Linked DNA regions of Homo sapiens: region 1 is linked to region 2. A link is a loop called in an ENCODE intact Hi-C map of the cell type or tissue named here. Cell type or tissue: heart right ventricle. All regions are shown on one strand. Each heading gives the region's core, and the rest is flanking DNA. Links, peaks and the distances in the headings are about the cores only.

Evidence for each region. Hi-C counts contacts between places; a loop is a spot of excess contacts. Peaks named below come from ENCODE experiments on the same cell type or tissue, not always from the same donor. Only the 100,000 strongest peaks of a DNase experiment are listed, where the experiment ranks them.
Region 1: it touches region 2 in a loop (4-fold over the local background); 93 of 110 quality-filtered maps call a loop at or near these places.

Annotation. Positions count from the first base shown.
Region 1 is chr3:149,712,461-149,724,063 of GRCh38, reverse strand. It overlaps a transcript of WWTR1 not described here. Among named protein-coding and RNA genes, the nearest start is that of COMMD2, 34 kb to the left of the region's middle. RefSeq lists enhancers at 9,657-10,156, 10,157-10,658. In heart right ventricle, for the core only: a CTCF peak has its summit at 6,425 (motif pointing right); a DNase peak (open chromatin) is centred at 6,463; H3K4me3 peaks cover 615 bases; H3K27ac peaks cover 508 bases.
Region 2 is chr3:149,524,740-149,536,342 of GRCh38, reverse strand. WWTR1 (WW domain containing transcription regulator 1) reads left to right here. Exons shown (of 7, transcript NM_015472.6): 5 at 8,374-8,507; 6 at 10,218-10,330. It also overlaps the pseudogene RNU6-1098P. Among named protein-coding and RNA genes, the nearest start is that of TM4SF4, 56 kb to the right of the region's middle. In heart right ventricle, for the core only: a CTCF peak has its summit at 5,510; a DNase peak (open chromatin) is centred at 5,472; H3K27ac peaks cover 1,541 bases.

The DNA of each region.
Region 1 (11,603 bases), core at 4,888-8,887, 190 kb before region 2:
TGTGGAGTCTGTTGAAGGCTTATAACTTCCAGGGCTTGAGCAATAATTGTGGTTAATTTTCATCAATTTCAGCTGTAATCACAGTAGCAGCTAACCACCCTTCAGCCACATGTCAGGCAGCTGTGCACATGCTCCTGGAGCAACCTGTACACAGCCTGTGGGAGCTAGGGTAGCTGAAAAGGACCCTGGCCTCCAAATATTTAGGATCTATGCTCTCATTGCTGATTGCTGCTTCTCATCACAAAGGTGCAAAGAAGCAGCAGGTTTTGTTGTTGCACTTTACCCCATTGTTGCGAGTCCCTCCATCTCTGGATGAAATGACTCTCAGGGAATATAAAGGGCAAACACCTTTTTCCCTTCCTACATTTTCCCCCTTTTAGGAACTAGATATTGAAGACTAGAGCATTAAAAATGAACCACATGTATGTGATTGGAGTTGGAAAATCATCATGTATACCCAGGGAAAGGCAAAGGCTCAAAAAATATATGAAAGGATCTTAACTTTATACTTCTGGCTGATCCACACCACAAAGACAGCCTACAACAACAACAACAAAAACAGAAAACCAGCAAACCAGCTGGGTGAGGTGGCTCACACCTGTAATCCCTGCACTTTGGGAGGCTGAGGCAGGCAGATCACCTGAGGTCGGGAGTTTAAGACCAGCCTGACCAACACGGAGAAACCCCGTCTCTACTAAAAATACAAAATTATTCAGGTGTGGTGGCACATGCCTGTAATCCCAGCTACCTGGGAGGCTGAGGCAGGAGAATCACTTGAACCTGGGAGGCAGAGGTTGTGGTGAGCCGAGATCGTGCCATTGAACTCCAGCCTGGGCAACAGGAGCAAAACTCTGTCTCAAAAAAAAAAAAAAAAAAAAGAAAAGAAAAGAAAACCAGCAAACCAAAAGAAAGGACACTGATTTTCAGAGTTACCACATTATTAGATTCAAATATCCAATTTCCAACAAAAAATTCACAAGGCATGCAAAGAAACGGAAATGTATGGCTTGGTTAAAGGGGGAAAAAAAATAACAAGAAATTGTCCCTAAAAGAGACCTAAAAATGGTTGTAATAGACAAGGACTTTCAAACAACTGTCTTAAAGATGCTAAAAGAACTAAAGGAGGATGTGGTGAAAGTCAATAAAACAATATGTGAAGAAAATGTAAATATCAATAAAGAAATAGAAAACCTAAAAAGAAAGCAAAAATAAATTCTGGAGCTGAAGATTACAGTAGTCGAAGTGAAAATTTTAAGAAATTCAAAGGCAAATTTGAGCAAGCAGAAGAATCAGCAAACTTGATAGGACAATGAAAATTATCAAGTCTGAGGAACAGAAAAAAGACTGGAGGAACGTGAACAGAGCCTAAGGGACCTGTAGGGTACCATCAAGCAGATCAACATATGCCTTGAGGGAATTCCAGAAGGTGAACAGAGAGAGAAAGGGGAAGAGAGAATATTTGAAGAAATGATGATCAAAAACTCCCTAAGTATTTGGAAAATTCACAAATTTCTGGAAATTAACCAACACACTCTTAAATAACAAATTAATAAAAGAAATCATAATGGAAATTACAATGTACCTAGAGACAAATGAAAATGAACACACATGATACCCAAACTTATGGAACACAGAGAAAGTAATGCAAAGGGGAATATTTATAATAAATTCAAAATTTACATTAAATAGCTTACATTAAAAAAACAATAAATGTCTTAAATCAACAACCTAAACTTAAAACTTAAGAAACTAGAAAAAGTAAAAGAAACTAAACCCAAAGCTAGTAGGAGGAATAAAATAATAAAGATTAGAGCAGAGATAAATGAAATAGAGAATAGAAGAAGAATAGAGGAAAATAATAGAAGAATAATAGAGAAATCTGAAGATGGTTCTTCCAAAAGATCAACAAAATTGACAAGCCTTTAGCTAAATGGACTAAAGAAAAAGAAGACTCAAATTATTAAAATCAGAAATTAAAGTGGGGACATTATTACCAAATCTACAGAAATAAAAAGGATTTTAAGAGAGCAATTGTACTTCAACAAATTGGATAACCTAGATGAAATAGACAAATTTCTAAAAACACACAACCTATCAAGACTAAGCCACAAAGAAATAGAAAATCTGAATAAACCTGTAGCTAACAAGAAAGTTGAATCTCTTATAAAAGACAGTGATTTAAAATATCCCATGAAATAAAATCCCTGCACAGTGGCATGCAACTGTAGTCTCACCTACTCAGGAAGCTGCAGTGACAGGATCGTTTGAGCCCAGGAGTTCAAGACCAGCCTGGGCAACATAAGAAACCCCATCTCTTAAAAGAAAAGAAAAGCCCTGGATCTGATGGTTTTACCAGTGAATTATACCAAACATTTAAAGAACTAACACCAATCCTTCTCAAACTTTTCCAAAAAAATTGAAGAGATTACACCCTAACCCAGTCTATTAGGCCAGCATTACCCTGATACCAAAGCCAGACAAAGACTCTACAAGAAAAGAAAACTAATAGACCAATATCCCTTATGAACATTGATGCAAAAATATTCTGAACAAAATATGAGTAAACTAAGTGCAACAGCATATTTAAAAGATTATACGCTATGGCTAAGTGAGGTTTATTCCTGGAATGCAAGGATGATTCAATCTATGAAAACTGATCAATGTAATACACCACATTAACAGAATGAAGGGAGAAAGCCACATGATCATCCCAAGTGGTGCAGAAAAAGCATTTGACAAAATTCAACATCCTTTCATGGTAAAAATGCTCAGTAAACTCTGAATAGAAGGAAACTAACTCAACATAACAAAAGCTGTCTGTGAATAACCCACAGCAAACATCATACTTAATGGTGAAAGACTGAAAGCTTTTTCTCTAAGATCAGAAACAAGAAAAAAATTTCCACTTTCACCGTATAGCATTGGAAATGCTAGACATAGCAATGAGACAAGAAAAAGAAATGAAAGGCATCTAAAATGGAAAAAAAGAAGTAAAATATCCCTGTTTGCAGATGACATGATCTCATATGTAGAAAACCCTGAAGATTCCACACACAAAAAAGTTACAATTAATAAATTCAGCAAAATAGCAGGATACAAAGTCAACACACAAAAATCAGTCGCATTTATATACACAAACAATAAACAATCTGAAAAAACTTAAGAAAACAATTCCATTTATAATAGCATCAAAAATAATAAAGTACCTAGGAATTAACTTTACCAAGGATGTAAAAAATCTATGTACTGTAAAGTACAAAATATATCTGAGAGAAATTAAAGAAGACATAAATAAATGGAGAGCTATTTCATGTTCACGGATTGGAAGACTTAATATTGTTAAGATTTCAACACTACCCAAAGTGATCTACAGATTTAGTGTGGTTCCTATCAAACAAGTAGGTTTTTTTTTTGCAAAAATAGGAAAACAAATCTTAATATTCATATGAAATTTCAAGGAACTCTAAATAGTCAAAATAATCCTAAAAGAGAAGAACAAAGCTGGAGGACTCACACTTACTGATTTAAAAATTTATAATAGGTAATAGTAATTAAGACAGTGTGGTAGTGGCATAAAGACCACACATAAAGACCAATGAATACAATAGAGAATCCAGAAATAAATCTTCAAATATATGGTCAAATGATTTTTGGTAAGGGAACCATGATTATTCAATAAGAAAAGGACAGTCTTTTCAACAAATGGTGCTGAGAAAACTAGATATTTACATGCAAAATAATGAACTTTTACCTTTACCTAATACCATACGCATAATTTAGCTCAAAGTAGATCCATGGCCTAAATGTAAGCCCTAAAACTATAAAACTCTTAGAAGAAAACATAAGGCAAAAACTTCACGACATGGGATTAGGCAGTGATTTTGTGTGATGACACCAAAGGCACAGGCAACAAAAGAAAAAAACAGACAAATTGGACTTCATGAAAATTTAAAAATTTTATATCAAAAGACACTATCAACAGAATAGAAAGACAGCCTACAGAATTTGAGAATATATTTACACGTCATATATCTGATAAGGGATTAGTATCCAGAATATATGGAGAACTCCTAAAACTCAACAACAAAAATACAAACAGCTCAATTCAAAAATGGGTGAAGGACTTGAATAGATATTTGATACTTCTCCAAGAAGATATACAAATGGCCAATCAGCACATGCAAAGATGCTCAGCCTTACTAATCATTATGGAAATGCAAGTCAAAACTATAGTGAGAGCCACCTGGACACCCTTAGGATGGCTACTATCAAAGCAATAGAAAATAAAATGTGTTTGCAGGGTATGTGGAGAAAATAGAATCTTTGTGCCTGTTTGGGGGATATAGAATGGTATAACCACTGTGGAAAGCAGTATGGTGGTTTCTCAAAAAATTAAAAATAGATTTACCATATGATCCAGCAGTGCCATACTCAGAAGAATTAAAAGCAAAGTATCAAAGATATTTGTATGCTCGTGTTCATACAGCATTACTTACAATAGCTAAAACATTGAAGCAACCCAAGAGGCCATTGACAGATGAATGAAAAAGCAAAATGTGATATATACTTACAATAGAATATTGTTCAGCCTTAAGGCTGGGCACAGTGGCCACGCCTGTAATCCCAGCACTTTGGGAAGCCGAGGCAGGTGGATCACCTGAGGTCAGGAGTTCAAGATCAGCCTGACCAACGTGGTGAAACCCTGTCTCTACTAAAAATAAAAAAATTAGCTGGGCTTGGTGGCTGACGCCTGTAGTCCCAGCTACTCAGGAGGCTGAGGCCCAAGAATCACTTGAACTCGGGAGGCAGAGGTTGCAGTGAGCCCCAAGATGATGCCACTGCACCCCAGCCTGGGCAACAGAGTGAGACTCGGTCTCAAAAAAGAAAAAAAAAAAAAGAAAAAGAATATTATTCAGCCTTAAAAAGGAAGAAAATTCAGGCCAGGCATGGTGCCTCACATCTGTAATCCCAGCCCTATGGGAGGCCAAGTCAGGCAGATCACTTGAGGTCAGGAGTTCAAGACCAGCCTGGCCAACATAGTGAAATCCCATCTCTACCAAAAATACAAAAATTAGCCAGGCGTGGTGACAAGCACCAGTAATCCCAGCTCCTCAGGAGGCTGAGGCAGGAGAACCGCTTGAACCTGGGAGGCAGACGTTGCACTGAACCGAGATCATACCACTGCACTCCAGCCTGGGCAACAGAATGAGACCCTGCCACAAGAAAAAAAAAATGAAGAAGAAGAAGAAAGAAAATTCTGAGGCATGCTACAACATGGATGAACCTTGAGGACATTAGGCTAAGTGAAATAAGCCAGTCACAAAACAACAAATACTATATGATCCCACTTTTATGAAGTACTTAAAGTAGTCAAAATCATAGAGACAGAAAGTAGAATGATGGTTGCCAGGGGTAGCAGGAAGGGAGCAATGAGTTGTTGTTTAACGGGCATAGAGTTTCAATTTTGCAAGATGAAAAGAGATCTGGAGATGGATGCTGGTGATGTTTGCACAACCATATGAATATACTGAATGCCACTCAGCTGTGCACTTAAAAATGATTAAGATAGTAAATTTTGTTACATATATTTTACCATAATAAACTTTGGGTAAAAAATTAAAATGAAAAGAACCAAAGTGAGATAGCAGAGGACCCTGTGAGCTGTTGAGCCTGTGTGAACAGAGACTAGTGGCCCTCATGGCATGTGGCTGAATGAGTGGTTGGTAACGATCTCCTGCTTTCTACTATCTGTTTCCTTTTCTTCCTCAGTTTTTTTCTTAATCTGCTTCCTTGAGAAAACAATCCTGCTTCTTTGAGATACAAAATTCCAAGTTTGATGTGGTGATTATGGGGAAAAAAAGAACGTAAGGTCACAATGAGAAGATGGGACACTATGGAAGGCCCTTTAATTTTCTAATAGTCACATAGACTTTAAAAAATAGTCTCTGGGGTCTGGTAACTTGGTAATGTCATTGAGTTATTATAAAAGAGTAAGCAATTTTATAATATATTTGTTTAGGGATATAATTTTGTATAATTTCCCTTGTTCACTTATTTTTCAGTATAAATCAGCCTTGATGATATGATCATTTCTATTTTTTTCTAAAATTAGAATAATAATAATACCTGTTTTATTAATGGTGATATAAAATCTAGGAGAAAAACATGAATGAATACTCACAAGTATTTACTACTTGTGAGTAGTAGAAAACATGTGAATACTAACAAGCTACCATAGTCTTGTTCCTGAATTTCCATAAGAGAGACCTTCCAAATGTATGAATTTTTATGTCTATATCTTAAGCCAAGAATATCCTTCTTCACTATACCCACCCTACACCTAATCAGGAAATTTTCAAAGTCTTTCAACATATTTCATATTCACAAATTGCTTATGTTGGATCATCACCCTTGTCCTTCACTTCTTGGGCACCAGAGGGCATACATCTTAAATCTCACTTTCTCAGAGACACAAATCCTTTTTCCCTCCACTGCAGGATTTTCTCCTCTGGATTTGCTCTGGCACCTCGAAGAAGCTTAGGGGAACAGTTCAGCTTTGCTCTTCCTGATAATTAGTGGCTTTCCTGATGGTGTGGTTCAACACACCCACCAGAGACGGAAGGTAATGATTACTCAGGAGACCTGCTTCCTTTATCAATCTGCACAATCAAAAGAATTGTCCTTGAAAATAGTCTTTGTAGACCATTAGTTCATAATCTTTTTTGTTTGTTTGTTTGTTTTGCTAACTTTTCATTGTTTTTAGGCTGAAGATAGCCTAAAATTGTATTCATTACTTTAGCCTTCGAAGCTTATAAAGTGAGATAATAGAAGTGAAACTGCTTTCGAACGGGAAAGAAGCACCATATAATTGCAAAGTAGAATTACCTTTAGGAGAAATGTTAACCAGACAAGGCCAGTCTGTCACCCACTGGGGAGTCGCACAATCTCAGCTCGCTGCAGCCTCAACCTCCCCAGCTCAAGCAATCCTCCCACGTCAGCCCCCAGATAGCTGGGACTACAGGCATGTGCCACCTAAGTTTTTTATTTTTTATAGAGACAGGGTTCACCCTATGTTGCCCAGTCTGGTCTCGAACTCTGGGCTCAAGTAACCCGCCCACCTCAGCTTCCCAAAGTGCAAGGATTAGAGGTATGAGCTGCTATGCTTGGCCCATAATTTTTGATTCTTGTGACTGTATGCCCACATTTTTTTTCTTATGATTTCTCTGTAGATCTGTCCTTATAAAAATTTTTATTTTCTAAACTTGTTAATTCTTCTGGACATATCCTAAACTACACATTTAGAGCCACCCAAGTAGCCATCCATCCACTTATGAAATAATATGAGTATTAAGAAATCTAGAAATTAAATTTAAAAAATAAAATATGACTTTTTGTTTGTTTACTATTAAAAAACAGGTCTCAACAATCAATAAGTAAATGATTCTAAGAGAAAATGTTAAAATATAATTTTTTTTTCCCTAATACCAGATAAGAATATTTTTATTTTCCTTTGGGCCATCCCTCAATCACAGTATATTCAGAGTAGTTTTCAAATTTTGTAGGATTGTTTTTATCTTTCTGTGGCTTTGACAAGTATCAAGTATGGGTAGATTTAGTTGAAAAGGTAAGTAGGCCACAGAGCATCAGAACAATTTCTTTATTTTATTTTATTATTTTTTTTTGAGATGGAGTCTCCCTTTGTCACCCAGGCTGTAGTGCAGTGGTGTGATCTCGGCTCACTGCACCCTCTGCCTTCCAGGTTCCAGCAATTCTCCTGCCCAGCCTTCTGAGTAGCTGGGATTACAGCTGTGTGCCACCATGCCTGGCTAATTTTTGAATTTTTAGTAGAGACAGGGTTTTACCATGTTGGCCAGGCTGGTCACAAACTCCTGCCCTCAAGTGATCCACCCATCTCGGCCTCCCAAAGTGCTGGGATTACAGGCATGAGCCACCACGCCAGGCGCAGAACAATTTCTGAATTCAAAACAAATAGCCCTGAATAGTAAATTCTCTCTTCACTGAATAGAGAATTCATGTTCAATGTTTTGTCAATGTTTTCATTGTAGGCAAACCTGAGACCAATTTTCTTAGGAAGACAATGCCATAAATGTTGATGAGGCTCCCTAGTTAACCCCCACCCCAAACCAAACCAAACAAGACTTTTTATCCAGTTAAATATGTTGTAGTCCCCTCTGAGATCCCCATCACTCTTTGCTATTCATATTTTTACTATTTTTGTGATTAGCATAAGTATTAGAAAGAGAAATTAATATCTGCAGAGCACTTTATCCACATGTACTAAGTTGTACTTATATCCCAACTCTATGTGAGGTATATGTATGAAGTACTGTTGTTCTGGGATCTTTGGGATTGGGATGTCGCTTTTCTGGCCGGAAATCTCTTTGGCTGGTGGTGCCTTTGCCCAAGTTTTCTCAGGCCCTCTGGGCTTGTTCCGCCCACTCGGCCTGGCAGGCTGTGCTCAGCTCATGCTACTGGCCCTTGATCACACCTCTAAGGGAGACTGAGTCAGGTGTGGAGCGGCAAGGGATGTGTAAGCAAGCGTGGGATCCGGCCACTGCGCACAAATACGCCGGCTGCTGCCAGGGGGCAGGCAGTTCCGAGTGCTGGCACGGGTGCCAGCGCTCTGTGAGGCTATGCTGGACCAGGCACACTGCAAGCAACTTCCCCAGCTGGCACCGGAAAATGCAGTGACGCCCAGAAGCTTGACACCCAGAAGCTTGGAGATGCCTGCAACTGCAGGCCCCCAAAGAGGGAGTCACAGCCCTGGCTTGGGGAGCTCCCAGGTCTGGGCTCCCTGAAGGGCCGCAGGTGTTCTCTCCTCTTCACCCACAACATGGTGGACAAGGGGCATGTTTCAGCCCTGTTTGTGTCACAGCTCTTTTAGCCTTGCCATTTGGTGGGTCCCGAGTTCTTGTTCTTCCACACAGACAAGTAGAGGGTGAGCAAGGCGAAGAGGAGCTTTATTGAGAAACAGAATAGCTCAGAGGAGACCTGCAGTGGGCAGCTTCTTTCCATAGCCAGGGTGTCCCGACGAGTTTTCAGCTGTCAGCAGAGAGGGTAGCTCCTCTCTGCAGCTAGTCCTCCCACCATCTCCTCGGCTCCTCTCTGCAGCTGGTCATCACCTTGTCTCCCTGTCCTCTCTCCATCCTCTCTTCCGAGTCTGACTGACTCTGGGGGTTTTTAATGGGCCTCAGAGGGTAGGAAGTGTGTGCTGATTGGTCCATGGGTGGCCGTGGATGGGCCCAGGGAAAAGCACCACACGTTCCCACTCTGGTCCGTGGGACTGGCAGCCCAGCCCCCAGGCTTCAGGCCCCCCTTGGCTTGAAGGTAGGAGTTTCCTGGGGACCCACCCCATTCTGCCCAGGAGCCTATCTGCTTCCTGCTGCTGTTCATGGTGCCCAGGCTGTTCTTGCCAAGGGGCACCTGCAGGCCAGCGCCAGGCTGTCCTCAGCACCCCCTGGTCTCCCTCCCATGTTCATTAGTTCCCAAAGTCCAGAGAGGGCAGAGATGACAGGGGCCGGGTGTCTCAGCGGTGCCCTGAGCCTGCGCACACCCAGCCAGGCTGCAACAGCGCCCGGGCTTGGCCCCATCCTTGCTCTGAGATCCGAGGGGGCGCTGGGAGCGGGGAGAGGCTAGACACTGGGAGCAGACCCCTCTGAGCCTACCGGGGCAAGGGTGGCCTTCCTGGGCCCCTGAGAGTTCAGAGATGCCTGGTTCTGCAGTCGCAGCTCGGCGTCTGCAGCTGGGTCCAGGAGGGCGGGGCTCCTGCCTGCTCCCAGCCCCTAAGCACAGGGAGGCAGGGGTCCATGTCCACAGCGGTGTCTTGGGTGGCTGCAGCCGCACCCGAAAGGTCCAGGCTGCTGCCTGCTCCCGGCTCCCGCTGGCTTCATGAAGGTGACACCGCCCCAGGCCCAGCTCCGCCTTGGGTTCCCTCTCTGCCCACCCCTTCACGTCCGACCGCACTGCTCTTCTGCCAGCAGGCAACTCGGCCTGGCCCCATCACGGCGGCTGCCAGAGCGGTGGGATCTGGGGGGCTCCCAGGGCAGGCTCCAGAGACTATCATCTCCTCCCCGCAGCCTCCCCGCAGTGGTGGCCAGCAAAAGCAGCGACGTGGGGCCAGGGTCCAGAGCAGCAGAGGCTCTGGGCCTGGGATCAAGTCCCACCCAACTGCACGAGGGTTGGGCAACAAAGTCGAAGTCCGCTGCCTCAGGGATGCGTGCCACAGGGGTCACACCGCTGCCACTGTCACTCCCACAGCCGCTCCCTCCATTACTGCCCATGCCCCTCTGCTGCTGCTATCACTGTGATCCTTATAACTGGCTCAGATAAGTTAAATAAACAGATTTAAAAATTCAAGACGTAGGACGGGCGCTGTGGCTCATGCCTGTAATTCCAGCACTTTGGGAGGTGGAGGCGGGTGGAGCACCTGAGGTCAGGAGTTCGAGACCAGCCTGGCCAACATGGCGAAACTCTGTCTCTACTAAAAATACAAAAATTAGTCGGGCGTGGTGGCGGGTACCTGTAATCCCAGCTACTTGGGAGGCTGAGGCAGGAGAATCGCTTGAACCCAGGAGGCAGAGGTTGCAGTGAGCTGAGATTGTGCCACTGCACTCCAGCCTGGGCAACAGAGCGAGACGCCGTCTCAAAAAAATAAAAACAAAAAAAATAAATAAATTAATAAAATAAAATAAAAATTCAAGATGTACATTATTATGGAAGAGAATTCATGGTTTTATTTTTTTCAGAATTGGCATAGACAATCCTGAATTTCTAACGGTTTATGTGTGAAAATGTTTTTTTAAAGTCAAATATTTTAACTTAATTATATTTTTAAATGAATACTGAGTGCATGGAAAAATATATTCTGGACTTCAGTTCCTCAAACCCCACCTTCACCTGCAAATCATAAGTTTTAGACCCTTTTCTTTTCTGAGTATTACCTTTTCTCTCCACCTACATTCCCTGCTAACCAGGATAGTCACTCTCATACGCAGCAGATGTGAAGCCAAATGTTTGGGAGACAGTGTGGGTGGAGAGAAAAAGTGTAGCCTTGAGCATCAGACACATCTTACCTTACTTAATTTACAGCATGCCCTTGAGCAAATGTTGTAACTGACTGAGTCTCAGTTTCCACTTTTGCGAATGTCATAATAATAATATCTATATCTTGCAGTTATTTTGAGGATTAAATGAGATATCATTTATATTGTCCTGAAGTGTAATTGGTTTCAAAATACTTTCCACCCTTGCTAGTAGTAAAATGAGTAATATTTAGCAATAAATTACTTTGCACTTCAGTTGTGGTTTAGAGTAGTGTGAAAGCTTAGATTGTTACTATTCCATAGGAATTAGCTCCTGGTTTTGGCCTGAGACTGACTAATGTCTAATCCTCAAAATTCCTATTCATAAGGTTCAATAATAAGCAGATGGGTTACACAACCCTAATTTTGCAGGTCGCACTTACTTTTCCTCTTGATATAAGTTTTTGTCAGCAACTAAAAACATCCAGTTTAGTGAAAAAGTGTGATCAATATATAACAACACAGGAATTGTCTAAGAAGAATTCAGGAACAAGAGAATGT
Region 2 (11,603 bases), core at 3,218-7,217:
TTCATAGCATTAGGTTTCAGAGTTGACTGGGTTAACAGAGGTCACGTAGTCTAATATTTTGTGAATCTATAAATCCCTCCATATAAGCTTGGCTATTTAAGTTCATTCGTTCATATATTTGTTTTACAAATGCTCTAGGCATTAAAAGTACAGCTGTGAACAACAGACCCCAGCCCCTTCCCTCACAGAGCTTCCATTCTAGCTTGTGTCAAGCGTTTTATTTGCTTACATGTCCCAGAAATAATCCATTTTCCAAAATGTCCCAGTGTGCCCTTGTTGTTGAACAATAGTATCAATTCAAGTCTTTTTTTTTCTTTTTCTTCTCTTTTTGAGACACAGTCTCACTTCATCACCTAGGCTGGAGTGCTGTGGCACAATCTTGGCTCACTGCAACCTTCACCTCCCAGGTTCAAGTGATTCTCATGCCTCAGCCTCCTGAGTAGCTGGGATTACAGGTGCGCATCATCACGCCTGGCTAATTTTTTGTGTTTTAGTAGAGACGGGGTTTTGCCATGTTGGCCAGGCTGGTCTCGAACTCCTGGCCTCAAGTGATCTGCCCACCCTGGCCTCCCAAAGTGCTGGGATTACAGGTGTGAGCCACTGCACCAGGCCTCAGCCTTTTTTTTTTTTTTTAAGTGAAGACAGACGAGTATCTAAATTATAATGTTTTCTTTAATGTGATTTGAAAGGACAACAGAAACCAGTTGTGGAATAATACAAATTTGCTTTATGCACTCTGAGTAAAAAGAGCAACAAATAGACCATAGATAATAATGACAAACTTAGTAAATGGCTTCCTAAAAGTATCGCAGTTTCGATTGTTCTTTTGTAGGGACAGTCTGGCAGCTGAGCATTAGTGATGAGTTGTTTCAAAAAGGCAGTCTCCGGGAAGTGTGACAGTGCATTTTAGAATCCCTTGGCACCGAATTAAAAAGAAATATACATCAGTAATTTTTTTTTGTTCCCCCCGCCGTCCCCCGTAAAGAAGGTAAATAATTCGGCATTCTCTCTCTGAAGTCCCTCAGGGTTTTGGCAGAGAAAGCAATTTCTCTGCATCCAGAATAACTATTTTAATGTTAGGATTTCAAAATACTGTCTTTTTTTTTTTCATTTTCTTTCTACTCACCCCACCCTTTATAATTAAAACAATCCAATCTTCCATGTTTGTAGAGTCCCTGGCCACACACACTTAAATCAAGCAGAGCAGCCTCTGAAGAGCTGATTGTCATTTGTTTCCCTTTTGAAGTGCATTCTGGTGAGGGCAGGAGCTGGCTGGCAGAGTGTTCCCTCAGCCAAGGCGGGACAGAGCTGCAGATGCTTTCAGCTGCCGTTTACTTTCTCACCTCCTCTGTTGGTTTATTCCACAGGCAAGCTGCAGGCCAAGGACCTAGAAGGAGAGGAGGTTTGAGGTTTGCTTCCTGGGACACCTTCAGCTCACAAATAATCATTTGTCTTTCACATCCTTACTTCTTCAGCTATTTTACACATCACCCGTCCTCCAGCTGCTAGGAAAGGGTATTTTTTAGCCCATAAATAATTACTCACTTCAGAGAGCTAGATAGTTGACCACAAACTCACCAAGAGATTCTTGAGCCCTTATTTTGCAAGTCTTTCCACCCCAAGCTTGGACATAGACAAAAATAAATTTGTTGGAGGAGGGTTGGGTCAGGGTCAGCAGGGAGAGCTTTCCTTCTGAAAAGTGCCCTTGAAATTGGAACTTGTAACTTTGCTTGATGGGTTGTGAATTCCTAGGACATGAGCTCCACTCATATACGTTGAAAACTATCATTGAATACATCCAGTTCATTCTGTTGCCCTGTTCAGGGAGGAAAACTATGTTCAGGAAAGTTAAATCGGCTGTTTCATTAAATTTCCTCTGAACTGTCTGAGGTAGAGGGGTTGGTCTTTCTATTTTATTGCTGGGAAAACAGGCTCGGAAAAGTGAAGTAACTTGCCCAGTTCTCACAGCCAGCAGGTGAAAGGGTTGACAATTTGAGGTCTGTCAACCTCAACCCTCAACTTTTCTTTCTCTGCCACACTGAGACTTTGCCACACTCTTAACTCTGAGCCTCAGTTTCCTCATCTGTAAAATGGAGACAATTGGGTTGTCACGAGGAAGAGATGAAATAACACGTTTTTCTTTTCTTTTCTTTTCTTTTTCTTTCTTTTTTTTTAGACAGAGTCTCATTCTGTTACCCACACTGGAGTGCAGTGGCACTATCTTGGCTCACTGCAACCTCCGCCTCCTGGGTTCAAGCAATTCTCCTGCCTCAGCCTCCCAAGTAGCTGGGACTACAGGCACATGCCACCATGCCCGGCTAATTTTTTTGTATCTTTAGTAGAAACAAGGTTTCACCATGTTAGCCAGGATGGGAAATAACATGTTAAAGGGCTTAGAACAGTGTTTCACACACAGTAAGCAATATGCAATTTTTAGCTAGTATCTCTGCCTCCCACACCATTTAACACTATCAGCAGCTTGTTCTGTTAACTGCGTCAATGTGCCAGGTCCATTATAAGTACGCTTTCTAATCTTTATAGCATCCCAGCAAGATCAGTCTTATAAACCACCTTTTTTTTTTCAGGTGAACAAACTGTCAAGAAAGGTTAAGAATTTAGTTCAAGATGCCACAACATGTAGTAACTGAACTGGGATTTGAACTCCAATCTTTCTGGTTCCAAAGACAGTTTTGCTCTTGTGCCATGCTGCCTTTTCGGTGCCAAGCTCTGGACCCCAACTTAAACCCCAACTACTGTTTCAGAAATCCGGTGGCTAATAGCCTGGAGAATTGAGAAGAAGGCAGTTCCTGCCCTGAACTGATAAGTAACTAGAAAGCCCTTCATCGTATCTGCCTCAAATCTAGGCTAGAAGAGATCTTCCTTCTTTCCTGTGACAGTTCATTAATAATTTGAGAGCCACTGTGTGCCCTTCTAGTCTTCCCCTGTGGTTAAATAGCCCCACTCTTCTTCATAGGATGTGATGCCCTGACCCCTCTCTATCCTGATTGGTCTCTGGTCACTCTTTGAAAAGATTTCAGTAAGATAAAGTGTTGGGTAGGGACCTGGATGCAGCCTTGCACTTGAAGGTTGATTGGAGGAAGAGGTCAGTTGGACTAGCTAGAGAAGCAATGATGACCTGCTTCTTGAGACAGAAAGCAGGTTTTGAGCTTGGTCTAGGAAACTGAAGGTTTGTTTGGAGGGCAGGGTGGACACAGAGGGGACCCTGGAAGGGATCTGTGAATATACATGTTTAACTGGAGCACAGTGGGAAATGAGTGACAAGCCAGCTTAGCGTTTGTTTTCCTGCCTCGACTAGAGGGAGCAGAGGAAGGAAGGGGTGCTGAGTGAAGGCAGCTGCACCACCGATGCTCAGCGGCAGAGGCCTTGAGTTATGCCCTCAGCCAGCCTTGACCAACTGTCACCCCTCTGTTTCCATGGAAGCTTACTTCATCCAGTGCCTGTCTTTGTCTTTGCTTCAGCTGCTTTAGTTTCATCCATTTTGACTGCTGCTGTTTGGTCTAAGTCAGACGTTTGCCTTTCATTTTTACCCACGCAAGGGTAGTGGATGTCATGTGGCAGTCCAAATCCTACTGGGTCTGGGCTTTAATTTTATACCTAAATTTAGTTTAAAACAAAACCCTCCCCTGTTTGGATGGCAACATGTTGGTGAGGTTAGCCCTTTTATTTTCAGACCTCGGGTTTTGTACAGTTTCTTTTTCTCTTTCAGTTCATGAGTTGGAATAGGGAAGTATTTTCATTCAAAAAAAGGCTAGAATTTTTAAAGTTCTAAATATAGAACTCGTATTATAAAATTTAAGTGAAGTAAAACATCTCACTACTTTCCATTTATATTCGAACAAATTTTATGTTATATAAAAATGGTTTATAAACCTCTCCTTGTTTAAAAAAAATTGTTTTCTTAGCCTTGGTGACCATTATGATGAATTTCACACTTTGGTTTAATCCCTCCAAGGTGAAAGTTGACCAGGAAGAAACCTCTCACCACTTAAAGTGGATCAGTTCCACATGACAGTGTGACTTTTAAAATTGTTTATTTTGTTTTTTTTGAGATTGGAATTCAGAAAATGAAATAATAATAATTCCTTCAGTATTTATTATGTGATCTTGAGTGCCTGGCACTGTTCTAAGCACCTTGTAGTGTTATCCCGTTTTATCATCACAGCAGCCTTCTTGGGTGGGTGCTCTTATTATCCCCACTTTACAAATGAAGAACAGAGGGTTAAATAACTTTCTGTTAGATAGCAGGACCAGGTTTCCAATTCAAGCATCTAGCTCCTGGCCACTCGGCCCTCCTGTTCATCCTATGTGAGGAGCAGGAAAGAGTGCAGCAGGACCATTTCTTGAGGATGGAGCCTGCACCTGGCTAGTTGGGTTGTATACAATAGGCTATTATTTCTCTCATATTTGTGGCTGAGGTGAGATTGCATGTTCTTAGTTTATATTTCCAAGTACCCACTGTATGCCTAGCACTGTTAAGGTAGTTGGGTACAGGAGTGAACATGACAAACAAGGCCCCTTCCCTCGTGGAGCTTACATTCTAGTAGGAAAGACAGAGAATGAAAACTTAAGTTGCACTGAAGAAAATTAATGCAGATTAAGAGACAGAAAATGACAGGGGTGAGGCCATTTTAGACAGGGGTGAGGTAGGAGCATCTCTGAAGAGATGGCGTCTGTAGGAGGCAGGCGTTAAGTGAGGGAATAAGCTTTAGGAAGACTCGAGGAACACCTTGCAAGCAGATAGAACAGTTGGCGCAGGTGCAGGAGGTGGGAGGAGCAGCAGAGAAACCAGGAGACTGGAAGGGGGTGAAGGAGGGGAGCACATCAGAGACATGGGAGGAAAGGGTGGCCAGGGCTGTTATGCAGGGTGTGGTGGTCTGCAGTGAGGACCTGCCTCTATTTACCATCCAGGTGGAACAAGAAGCAGGTCGCTTTAGAGCAGGGGGTCACGTGAGCTTCACTTTGGCTGCTATGTGGAATAACTTGTGACCTAAGAATGATTTTGGAATAATCTTAGACAAAGTGTCCTATTATAAATAATAACTTTCTAACTCAGACTGGCCTAATTTATATTTCAAAGCTATTATTCAGGCCGGGTGCAGTGGCTCACGCCTGTAATCCCAGCACTTTGGGAGGCCAAGGTGGGCAGATCATTTGAGGCCAGGAGTTCGAGACCAGCATGGGCAACATGGCGCAACCATATCTCCACTAAAAATACAAAAATTAGCTGGGCGTGGTGGCACATGCCTGTAGTCCCAGCTACTCGGGAGGCTGAGGCACAAGACTTGCTTGAACCCGGTAGGTGAAGGTTGCAGTGAGCTGAGATCACGCCACTGCACTCCAGCCTGGCTGAGAGAGTGAGACTCCATCTCAAAAAAAAAAAAAAGCAATCATTCCGGGTACATTCAACACCCTTTCTGATTTTTCTCTTATTTGTTAGTCAGTTGAAGGTAGAAAATGATACTGTGAGCCCCCTACAGACAGAAGGCGGCATTTGCCCTTAGGATGACTTGGTGATTAAGTCTTCAGGGTAGTTAGGGAAACATCAGTGCTGGAGACTAGAGCTTCTGTTCTCTTTGATTTAGAACAGATGGAACAAATGTGAAATGGCACAGTGAAACATTTCCTCCAATATAGTATAGGTTTTTCAGCTTTGGTTATCATAAATAATCCTTTAAATTTTATTTATATATTTTATTTATATATTTAGACACACACAAGCATTATTTTATGTTTTATTTACTGGAAATAGCTAGGAGTAATTTAAATTAATAGGAAAGTTTAGAACTATTTATTTTATATCTAATTTTTGATATTTGTTCTTATAATTTTATATATTATTACAGATAACAATTCATGTGTGTTATATATAGTGTATTTTTTTATCCCATGAAGTTCCAGAAATGATTCTTACCATATATAAATTTAGAACTCCTGGAAATTGCAGATTCAACTTGTATTTTTTTTTTCTTTTTTTGAGACAGAGTCTCGCTTTGTCGCCCAGGCTGGAGTATGGTGGTGCAATCTCGGCTCAATGCAACCTCCGCCTCCCCAAATTCAAGTGATTTTCCTGCCTCAGCCTCCTGAGTATCTGGGACCACAGGTGCATGCCACCACACCCGGCTAATATTTTGTATTTTTAGTAGAGACAGGGTTTCACCTTGTTAGCCAGGGTGGTCTTGATCTCCTGACCTCGTGATCCACCCGCCTCAGCCTCCCAAAGTGCTGGGATTACAGGTGTGAGCCACCGCCCGGCCTCAACTTGTATTCTTAAGACATATGTTGATAAAGTTTTTTCAATACAAAGGAATGCAGCCATCTCATCAACTTTTAAATTAAAAGTGTATTTGTTTAGAGGTAAACTCCCACATTTATTCAGAATGGTTGAAAAATGGAATATTCTAGTAAAGTTCATGTTTTTGGATAATGAGGGTTATGAGTCAAAAGATTCTTGCATTTATGGTTAATAAAGTATTAGAAATTTACCATTGATGAGATACATTTTTTCAAACTGTGGCTCAGGGTGTATGAGTGTGCTTGAGGGATGGGGACTGGTGGGACTCAGGCTTTTTATGCCAGATTCAATCCCTGTTGTTCCTTCTGAGGCTTTCAGGAAAACTTTGGTTGGATAATAAGGTTTCTAATGCACCCTGCCTGCCATGTTAAAAACAACTATCAGAAAATAATTTGATTTTTCTAGGTTTATTCAGAAGGCACTTCCAAGATTTAGATGATGAAAATCACTTTTTACCAAAAAAATCTCCAGTTTTTGGTTTGCTTTTTGTAGATTCCTGAATAAAATTTGTTAGTTAAGTATTTGATTATTTGCAATCTAGATGAACAGAAGTGAGCCAAAGACCCTTTCCAGCTAGATTTATTTCAGTATAAGTTAACAATACAGTTTTTTTTTAAATCAATCAGGTCTCTCATGGTTTGTAACAGTGCAACCAACTCTAGTAACTGAAAATTTTTATAGCCGATGACTTCACTAGGACTTGTCTAGACAGCAGCTACCCTCTAAAGTCACATCATGTTAGGGCTGGAAGAGATCTAACGAAGATACTGTAATTTAGAAGTCCTAAATGTTCTGTTTGCCATTGTAGCCATGGTTTTAGGGTTTGAGGGACAGTGAGACCAATGACTTCAGCATGGAAAGTGGGAAACTGATAGGCATAAATATGGGGAAAGGCCTAACCTTGGTTTGGGATGCAAATGTAAACATACAAAAGTATTCTCTGGAAACATCAGCAAATTTGAAAGGAATTTGATGTCTGGTTATGTTTGTCAAGATGGAGAGACTCCTGGAGATTATACCTAGAGAAAGTAGTTGCAGTCAGTAAATTTGTAGCCTTTTGGATAGACTCTTCTTAGCAATGTAATGCTAGCTTTTATAAAATAATGCTTGTATTATTTGTTTCTGCTAATGAAATCCATATGCTGTGAAACAGTTACTTGTCTGTGGGATTTGGATTGGATCTACATGGTTCCCCAACCTTCAGCATTTTAGTCAACAAAGTAGTCAAATAGATTGACTTTTTTGTTTTTTTGTTTTTTTTGAGACAGCGTCTCACTCTGTCACCCAGGCTGGAGTACAGTGTCGTGATCTCTGCTCACTTTAGTCTCAACCTCCCAGGCACAGGGCTCCTCCTGCCTCAGCCTCCCAAGTAGCACCACACCCAACTAATTTTTGTATTTTTTGTAGAGACAGGGTTTCACCATGTTGCAGGCTGGTCTCGAACTTGTGGGCTCCAGTGATCCGCCCACCTCGACCTCCCAAAGTGCTGGGATTATGGACGTGAGCCACCACCCCTGGCCACTGATTGACTTTTTAAAGTAAACTTTCAACTCATTGTTTTGCTTTCCTGTCTGTAAACATAAAACTGCCAGATGCAATTTAATGTAGAGCCTGGACTCTGTAATTCCACAGTTTTACTGGCCTGTAAGTGGCAAAGACCAGAATGTACTTTATAGTCCAGAGGAGTCTGATTGCTTTGATTGATGTAGATTTGGTTTGAGAACCTGAGATAGAAAAAGCCTTGTCTCTGACAAAGTGTTTTGAGAGGGCTTTCTATGATTTGGGTGTTTAAATAATTGCATGGGTGGGATGATTGCAACATTAAGTGCCCTTAGATCAAATAATAGCTGAGCTTCCCATTAACTTTGTGAATGTGAAGTGACTTATGTCTGTAAGACTTTCTTCGGAGAAAGAATACTAATGGTTGCCTGGTGATTTTGACTTGCTGGGAGTAAATACACAGTGCTTTGTATTTGGTGAAAAGTTTTGATGTGAAGTACACTTTGCTCCATGCCTTGTGACAATGAGTGCATGACTCTTGCTTCCCATTCTGACTGTAGGAAGCTGCCCTCTGTCGACAGCTCCCCATGGAAGCTGAGACTCTTGCCCCAGTTCAGGCTGCTGTCAACCCACCCACGATGACCCCAGACATGAGATCCATCACTAATAATAGCTCAGATCCTTTCCTCAATGGGTAAGTTAATATTTGGGGGCCACTTATTTTTATTCTCTTTATTATGTGATCTAGACTATAATAGGATCTTTGTTTACATTGGGAAGAGGTGGGGAGCTTGAGGGTTGAGGGTGAGAATAAAGGGAGGAAGTGGGAGGAGCTGGCAGAAAAAAGAAAAGCAGGGGAAATCATCTGCCTGTTAAAAAATTTCCAAATTAAAAAATTGGTGATAGGACGTAGAGTAAACCCCTAGTCAAGAATTTGAAAATGGGCATGAACTTATATTTTTAAACATGATGGTGTCGTCTAGTACTTATACTTGGAAGAATCTTCTGGTTTTATGTAACCAACAGGGGATAAAAGCATGCCATATGGCAAATTGAGAACAGAACAATTAAGAGATTATGTTCGGCCAGGCATGGTGGCTCATGCCTATAATCCCAGCACTTTGGGAGGCCGAGGTGGGCAGATCACCTGAGGTTGGGAGTTCGAGACCAGCCTGACCAACATGGAGAAACCCTGTCTCTTCTAAAAATACAAAATTAGCAGGGCATGGTGGTGCATGCCTGTAATCCCAGCTACTCGGGAGGCTGAGAATTGCTTGAACCTGGGAGGCGGAGGTTGCAGTGAGCCGAGATTGCACCATTGCACTCCAGCCTTGGCAACAAGAGTGAAACTCCATCTCAAAAAAAAAAAAAAGAAAGAAAAGAAAAGAGATGATGTTCAGGGTGAAATGTGAATAAGATCTATAGTTTAGTAAATAATATTCTACAGTGTCAGATTTCTGATTTTGGTAATTGCACTATGGTTATGTAAGATGTTATCACTGGGGAAGCTGGTGAAGGGTACATGGGAACGCTCTGTACTCTTGTTGCGTCTTCTATGTGAGTTTAAAATAATTTCACAATTTAAAAAGTAATTAAAACAAAGGAGCAAAAGGGAAAGAGAATTTAGCCAGAAATATCTTCATGAGCAGAAGTAGTTTTTAAATCAAATAAAAAGGGCAATTCTGTATTTCCTGTGCCTTTTATTCTGCCCTTGCAGAGACGTCTGGCAAACAAACAATACAATTATGAACATTATTAAAGATAGAGATAAAAACAAATAGTAGCTGAAATAATAATTAATGGAGGTTTTAAATTGTTGATTTTAAAGTATTTGAAACACAGAGAAGTACAAAGAATAACATGAATTACCCATGTACCCACTACCCAGATTTGCCATAGTTTTATTTAATCTTACTTTTTAACAAATAAAATATTACAATTAATATTTGAAGCCATCCCCCCACCACTGAAATCTCGTTTCTTTTCCCTTCTGTCCCCAGTGGTAGCCACTATTCAGAAACTGGCGTGTGTCCATCACACAGACTTTTATACCCCTTACTGCCCGTTAGTGTATGTATCCATAAGCAATATTCAACATAGTTTTTGTTTTTTTTTTTTAAAGTTTTACATAAATGGTGTCATACTCTGTATGTTGAAGAATGTTCAAATGGTTATTTTGAGGTGAAAAGGAAATCAATGTCAATTTACTGTGAATGGCCACACATGATTATTTTCATTTTCATGAGGGTATGTATTTCAAAATTAAAACTTTCCTTCCTCCCTAACCTGGAAAGTTGGGCAGCATGGCACAACTGCACTAGTTTAGAGCTTTTGTGACTGTGTTTTAATTTTGAGATTTATTTAGTGGGCTCATATTGAAGTTTCTTCATCTTTTGCTTTGCAGAGGGCCATATCATTCGAGGGAGCAGAGCACTGACAGTGGCCTGGGGTTAGGGTGCTACAGTGTCCCCACAACTCCGGAGGACTTCCTCAGCAATGTGGATGAGATGGATACAGGTAGGAGCAAAGCCTGCAAGCACTTACAATGGGTTTGTGTTTTTTAAATGATCTCTTCGGTTATCTCAATTTTATTTTTCTTTTATTTTATTTTTATAATTTCAACTTTTATTTTATATTTGGGGGTACATGTGCAGGTTTGCTACATGGTTATGTGATGCCGGGGTTTGGGATACGATTGCTCTCGTCACCCAGGTAGTGAGCATAGTACCCAATAGTTTGTTTTTCACCCCTTGTTCCTCCCCACTCCCAGTAGTCCCGAGTGTCTGTAAAAATGTTGAAAAAAAAAAAAATGGAATGCTTCATGAATTTACATGTCATTCTCATGCAGGGGCCATGCTAATCATTCCAGTTTTAGTATAGGTGCTGCCAGAGCGAGTACGGTCATCTCAATTTTAAAATCCAACCAGAAACACTCAATCTCAACGACAACATAAAATAACAGCTGAAAAGCCACTGAACCCCCAGGCACTATTAATAAACTGTAGCCCCTTCCTCATAGATTATACAAGTATAGTTTTACATCTGGGCGCAGGATTTTAAATTCTGTTGTTTTTTTTTTTTAATTCATCTTTGCTCCATATAGTCCCTTCCTCACAATTGCATCAAGACACCACTGTTTGTTTGCCATGTTTCCACATTGGGGTATTTATGCTGTTCTAGTTTTTAGTTGTAATATATGGGCCACCCTTTCTCCTGGAAAGTGACACTGGTTTATAGTTCTAGTATCCAATTTTTTTCATGTCATTCACTGCATTTGAAAAGCAATTGGCAGTGGGTATTTGGAATGCTGAGCAACTCAGAGGATTCAAAATTGTCACTTCCAAGTTCCAACATGGTAACGACATCCTCCCTCAGGAATTAAAGAGAAGAGAGTCAGGGTTACTCTTACCTTGTCCCCAGCCTGTGCATCCTTCAGGTCCAGCCTCACCAGGCTTCCCGATTACCTTTCTTTTTCTCCTTTTCTCAAGGAGTGAGACTTCCAATTGCAGAAACTGAAGTTAGTCTTATTAGCCTTACCTAGACTTAATTATGAAAGTCATAAACTCTAAGAAGATATTCTAGAACCAAAAATAAATGACAGCCAGGGTGTCCACTATTTGGAGTTATTCATGAAAGTTCCTTCTCCATTATCATTGACGAAAGTAATTGTTTTGTGTTGAAAATAAAAAATTCCTTCCCCCAAAGTGTTTGCCATAGTGCCTGTAGTTTTTTACACTCTACTCTTTGATGGCTTCTCTTTGTGTTGTGAGTCTAAATTGTTGGAAAGATC